2 separate regions of the Homo sapiens genome follow, and region 1 is linked to region 2. Evidence: read pairs that join two places in POLR2A ChIA-PET (ENCODE). Cell type or tissue: Caco-2. All regions are shown on one strand. Links, peaks and the distances in the headings refer to the core of each region. The heading gives the core; the rest is flanking DNA.

Region 1 (2,905 bases), core at 168-2,667, 410 kb after region 2:
TAATCTCAGCTACTCAGGAGGCTGAAGCAGGAGAACAGCTGGAACCCAGGAGGCAGAGGTTGCAGTGAGCCGAGATCGTGCCACTGCACTCCAACCTGGGTGACAGAGCGAGAGTCCATCTCAAAAAGAAAAAAAAAAATGAAAAACCCTACAAAGTATGGGATTGGCCTCACTGTAAGAGAAAAGCTGGATTGATTTTCTGTGCCCAGGGCTTTTGCCATTGTGCCCCCATCCTCAGATAGTAAGGGAGAAAAGTACAAGAGAAAAATAGAGATTCATTAGCTGTACATTCTAGACAGTCTCAGGCTGAGGCAGGAGAATTGCTTGAACCCAGGAGTCAGAGGTTGCAGTGAGCTGAGATCGTGCTACTGCACTCCAGCCTGGGTGACAGAAAGAGGCCCTGTCTCAAAAAAAAAAAAAAAAAAAAAAAAAAGACAGTCTTAATACATCCCCAGCCCACCCATTTGGTCTCCTCTCCAATTGTTCCTCCTCCTGTGTCTGAGACACTTAGAGGCCTTCTCTGGGTTCCCTCGGCCCTGGACTGTCCCTCCAGAGATTGTCATTGCCCCCTGCTGGGCCTGGTCCCCTGCTCCTGTCTGGGAGCATCTCAGGTCTGGGTCGTATCTAAGCCCACCCCATATCTCGTGCCCAGCCCATGCTCTCTCTCCAGGGAGGCACACCAGGACGCCGGGTGCAGGGAAGGCCCCCCAACTCCAAGACAGTGTGTGGAGTGTTCCAGCTGGTGATGGAACTCCCATTGTCTTTCACCCTAAGAGCATTTTCCTTTCCTTTTGATCCCTTGCAATTTACGAAAAATAGAACGCATGTGTTCCTGATTAATTTTTACAAAGATCACGGAACTGTTGACTTTTTACTTAAAAAAAAAAAAAGAGTCATTTTATGTGGTGCCTCCTTTCAGATTCTTGCAAGACTGCCTTTGCTCAGGAAGTGAAATGTGGGGAGAAAACAAGCCACCCTGCCACCAATACAAGAGTCAGTGCTGTCACAAAAGTTGGCCGTGGTGGACAGGTGTCCTGGGACGTCCCCGCCTCACTTGCACTGCTCCCTGGCTCCCCACTGTCCTGGAGATAAAGTCTGGTCTTCCACAACCCAGTCCTCCTGGCCTCTCCATCCCCAGGAACCCTAACATCCAGACTTCCGGAACTTCCAGTTGCTCCCAGAACACGCCAGTCCATTCCCATTCCTATCTCTCTGCACACTTTGCTCCCTCTGCCAGGAACACACTCAATTTTGTCACTTGACAAACTCCTATGCATCCTTCAAGGCCCAGACCCAATGTCTCCCTGTCTGTTCCCTCAACCTTGCCACTCGACAAACTCCTACGCATCCTTCCAGGCCCAGACCCAGCATCTCCCTGTCTGTTCACTGCGTGCTGCCTTCCCCAGACAGTCCCCTGTGCTTTCCTCAGCATTCAGAGGGGTAAGTCCTCATTTGACCCAAGAGGCCTGCATACACCGCCTTTGGCCTGCCTCCCAGGGTAGGGTCACAGACCCAGGCATGCAAAGATGAAAGACTGGTATGTTGTGGTAAGAAGTATTAAAGGAAAAAGATAAATCCTCCCCAAATGGAAGCCATGAACAGTGTTTATTTTTGGTATTTTATGGGGTGCTTTTGAGAATGGGAGCTGGAAAAAGAGAATTCCACCAGGACAAGCAACAGATTTCATCCTTAGGGTGGGAGAAGGAAGAAAGGAGGAACAGTCCCTCTGATCCAGGGCTGACCTCTGGGTCCTGCCTGGATTCCAAAGGAACAAAAATTGCTGCCCAGCCCAGAGCAGGTCACAGGCAAAATTTTATTTTATTTTATTTTTGAGACAAAGTCTCACTCTGTCACCCAGGCTGGAGTGCAATGAAGTGATCTCAGCTCACTGCAACCTCCACCTACCAGGTTCAAGTGAATCTCCTGCCTCAGCCTCCCAAGTAGCTGGGACTACAGGCAGGTGCCACCATGCCCAGCTAATTTTTTGTATTTTAGTAGAGACGGAGTTTCACCATGTTGCCCAGGCGGCCTCAAGTGATCCGCCCCCCTCGGCCTCCCAAAGTGCTCTGATTACAGGCATGAGCCACCACGCCCGGCCAATCTTATTTTAGGCTCATCTCTGACATCCCGAAGCTCTGCTAGACCCCTTCGGTGCCCTGCCCCGAGAACTGCATGTGATTGAACACTCACAACCACTCTTGCAGGAATGCAAATGTTCACCAATTAGCCATGTGCTTCTCTACCTCCCAGCATCCTTTGCAATTCACCTGGAGTCATGTGGCCAGTTCCAACCAATAGGATGTGAGCAGAAAGTGACTGCATCTCTTCTGGACTGGAGCAGTTAGGAGCCAAGGTCCTCTTTCTGTCTCTCTCCTCTCCTGCCGCGGTGATCTTAGAGGAATATCCACTCCAGAAAACAAAGCTGTAAGAGAGAAGGAAGCTGCCATACTGGATTTTGCATGGGGCAAAAATCAAACCTGTACATTGGGTTAAGCAACTGAGTTTTGGGGGTTTCTCTTACGTCGATTACCTGAGTATTATTACACTGAGATACAATCTGAGGAAGTAGGGTTTGTTATCTCTATCCTGCAGATGAGCACGCTGAGGCCCAGAGAAAGAACTCGGCTGAAATCTCTTAATTACAGAACCATTGCAGCCCACCGCGTCTGATTCCAAACCCCGTGAGGTTTTGCCTGCTCTTTGCATGGTTGGCTTGTTGAAAACAAAACAGCTCACAGGGGCACAGGCCAAGGAGAAGGTAGAAACCCAGGAGCAGCTCTCTCCAGTTTGCTTTTAAAACTTGCATGTCGTTAAAACCCAATCAGGCTTGTGTAATCTGTGATTTTGGGGGTAGGGGACAACTGCTATTCAGAAAAGCACGAGAGACAAGTAAAACTTCAGGGAA
Region 2 (2,905 bases), core at 295-2,794:
AGCGACGAAGAGAGAGCTGGACACTGACGTTTAGAGGGAGGAAGTGGCTTCCTGCCCAACACAGCACAGCATCCTCGCCAGGATCCTATACCCTGGCCAGAGCCTGGTCAGGCACTGGAGGCCGAGGCTGCTTTCTTGGTTCCAAAAAAACCAATTTTTTTCACCAGTGATGGGTCCACCTTCAGAAAGATTGAAATCAGGAAAGCCAAAAGTCTCTCTTTCTCTTCTTCCTCAAACGCTATCGCCCTGAGTGGGGTGTGGAAATACTACTTCTCCCCCAAACAGGTCGTGATGCTGGTGGACGAAGACGACAGATGCCCTGCCGGCTGTCCTGCTGAGAAGCGATGGCTGGGGGCACCGCCCGGGCTGGGAAAGATGCCCAGGGTCTTTGATGCGTATCCCTGCCCGACCCTTGGGCAGGACAGGAACTGGCTGTCTCATCTCTAAGTCTTGAAATCCACACTGTGCACACTCGGTAAATGTGCACCTACAGCTCAGACACAGTCCTGCAATCCGCACTGTGCACACCCAGTAAATGTGTGCCTGCAGCCCACGCACAGCCCTACAATCCGTGCTGCACACATCCAGTAAATGTGTTCCTGCAGCCGGGCACAGCCCTGCAATCCACACTGCACACATCTGGTAAATGGGAGCCTGCAGCCCGGGCACAGCCCTGCCATCTGTACTGTGAAGCCTACAGCAGCCTTTACCAAGGCTTATTATGGCACAGTACCCGGCTCTGTGCTAGGTCCTGGGCTGGGGCAGCAGGATACACAGTTCCACACTGCACTTTTGCTAAAGGTGCCCAATTTAAGATACAGGCACTGAGCTGAGTGACTGACAGTTGGGGAGTTCGTTCTCTGGTGGCACAGGAACCCCTGAGACTCAGGAATATGAGTCAGGCCAGCAAGGACTGCTCTGTGAGTGCCCACAGGGCCCAGCAGCACTGGGGTGGGGTCCAGGGTCAACCTCTTATCCAACAGTGAAAGCTCTCTGAGATAACATTGATGAGAAGAGAGGATCCCAAGAGCTGTGGCAAAGACCCTGTCCCAGACTCAGGCACAGTCCTGCAATCCGCACTGCACACACAGCTGCGCTCTGCCATCTGTACAATGGGCACAACATCGGCCTCACATGGCTGAGATGAGGCCACGGGACACAAGTAGGTATTAGTGTTTATAAATTGAAAAGTTAGCTGGGCCTGGTGGCTCATGCCTATAATCCCAGCACTTTGGGAGGCTGAGGCGGGAGGATCATTTGAGTTCAGAAGTTTGAGACCAGCCTGACCAACCTGGTGAAACCCCGTTTGTACTAAAAATACAAAAAGTAGCCAGGCGTGGTGGTGGGCACCTGTAATCCCAGCTATTCGGGAGGCTGGGGCAGGAGAATCTCTTGAACCCAAGAGGCGGAGGTTGCAGTGAGCCCAGATTGCACCACTGCGCTCCAACCTGGGTGACAGAGTGAGGCTCCGTCTCAGAGAAAACAAAACAAACAAACAAACAAACAAAAAAACAAACCAAAAGAAAAGTTATGGAAATGTCCATAGAGACGTGGAGCAGGCTCCGTGCACGCACTCATTACACCATCATGGGCACCCCAGGGAGGCCCACACTACCGCTTTCCCCACTCTGGGGACGGGGAGAACCTGATTTGTCTTCGGTCCACAGCTAGTGTGTGCAAGGGCCCAATTCAGGTCCAGATCGGCGTGCTGACAAGGACTGTGTTTGGGGCTGCTCCCCTGCAGACAGAGCCCCATGGGCAGGCCCTGATGGGCGGTCAGAGGACACAAGACAAGAGCCAGGTAAGCAGCTCTGAAGGCTGGGCCGGAGTGCACACGAGCGCAGGGGAGTGCACACGAGCGCAGGGGAGCGATTCCCAGAAGGGCTGCCCTGTGAGGAGACTGTGCCGGAATTTCCTAACAAAGGCCACTGTGGGCAGGAATACTGGAGGGGACACGAGATTTCCATGGGCAGACGCAGGGTGGAAGGGTATGTATGCGGCAGAGGAGCAAGAGAAAACAACCTGGAGCAGAGGAGAAAGAGAAGATAGCCTGGGGCTGTATTTGACAAAGTCACAAAATGAAAGGTCAATGAAGGGTAGGAGGAAGAGAGGAAGGAAGTAAGGGAGGGAAGGAAAAAGACGGAGGGAAGGAAACGAGGGAAGGATGGATGGAGGGAGGGAGGGAGGGAGGGAGAGAAATGAGGGAGGGAGGGAGGAAAGGAGTCAGGCATAATTAAGGTTTTGCATTTTAGATCATGAATTCATTTTCTCCCTTGGAAACCACTGTGCGCCTGCCTCTGCCTCAGTACCGCCACCCCCAGGTCTGCTCGGGGCCCCCTCCATGGTCACATGGGGCTTGGCAGAGACAAGCCAGAAAAACACAACGTGCTGTAACAGGGCTGCACAGCAGGGCCGGACCACCTGCAGGCGTGGGCTGCTGTCCACTTCCAAAGGTCAGCGGGTTGGGGGGTTCCAGGATAGCCAGCTGAGCTCAAGAGACGGGATCGGACTCTGGGGAGCCTTCTGTCCTGTGCCTGTGACCAGTACACACCTAGAGCAGAGGATGGTGACACAGGAAGTGTCCACAGCCACTCTCCTGCCATCCTCATGTGCATGCCTTCCTGGGTCTGTGGGGTAAGATGTTCTCTCTCCCAGAAGGTCAGATATCATCACCAAAATGGAACATAGGCAGATGGTCCTGCATCTCTCTCTCTTTTTTTTTTTTGGATGGAGTTTTGCTCTTTGTTGCCCAGGCTGGAGTGCAGTGGCGCGATCTCATCTCATGCAATCTCCGCCTCCTGGGTTCAAGCGATTCTCCTGCCTCAGCCTCCCGAGTAGCTGGGCTACAGGTGTGCACCACCATGCCCGGCTAATTTTTGTATTTTTAGGAGAGATGGAGTTTCTA

What was found. ChIA-PET counts read pairs that join two places held together with the same protein. Peaks named below come from ENCODE experiments on the same cell type or tissue, not always from the same donor. Only the 100,000 strongest peaks of a DNase experiment are listed, where the experiment ranks them.
Region 1: POLR2A ChIA-PET joins it to region 2 with 14 read pairs; 1 of 35 experiments calls an interaction of 5 or more read pairs at or near these places.

What each region holds. Positions count from the first base shown.
Region 1 is chr7:101,586,924-101,589,828 of GRCh38, reverse strand. It overlaps LOC107986832 (a long non-coding RNA gene), which reads right to left. Exons shown (of 3, transcript XR_001745314.2): 2 at 2,268-2,422. Among named protein-coding and RNA genes, the nearest start is that of LINC01007, 19 kb to the right of the region's middle. In Caco-2, for the core only: no CTCF peak of the experiment used is centred there; a DNase peak (open chromatin) is centred at 1,478.
Region 2 is chr7:101,995,932-101,998,836 of GRCh38, reverse strand. All of the region lies in intron 2 of CUX1 (cut like homeobox 1), which reads right to left. Among named protein-coding and RNA genes, the nearest start is that of CUX1, 180 kb to the right of the region's middle. RefSeq lists enhancers at 1-311, 312-999. In Caco-2, for the core only: no CTCF peak of the experiment used is centred there; no DNase peak of the experiment used is centred there.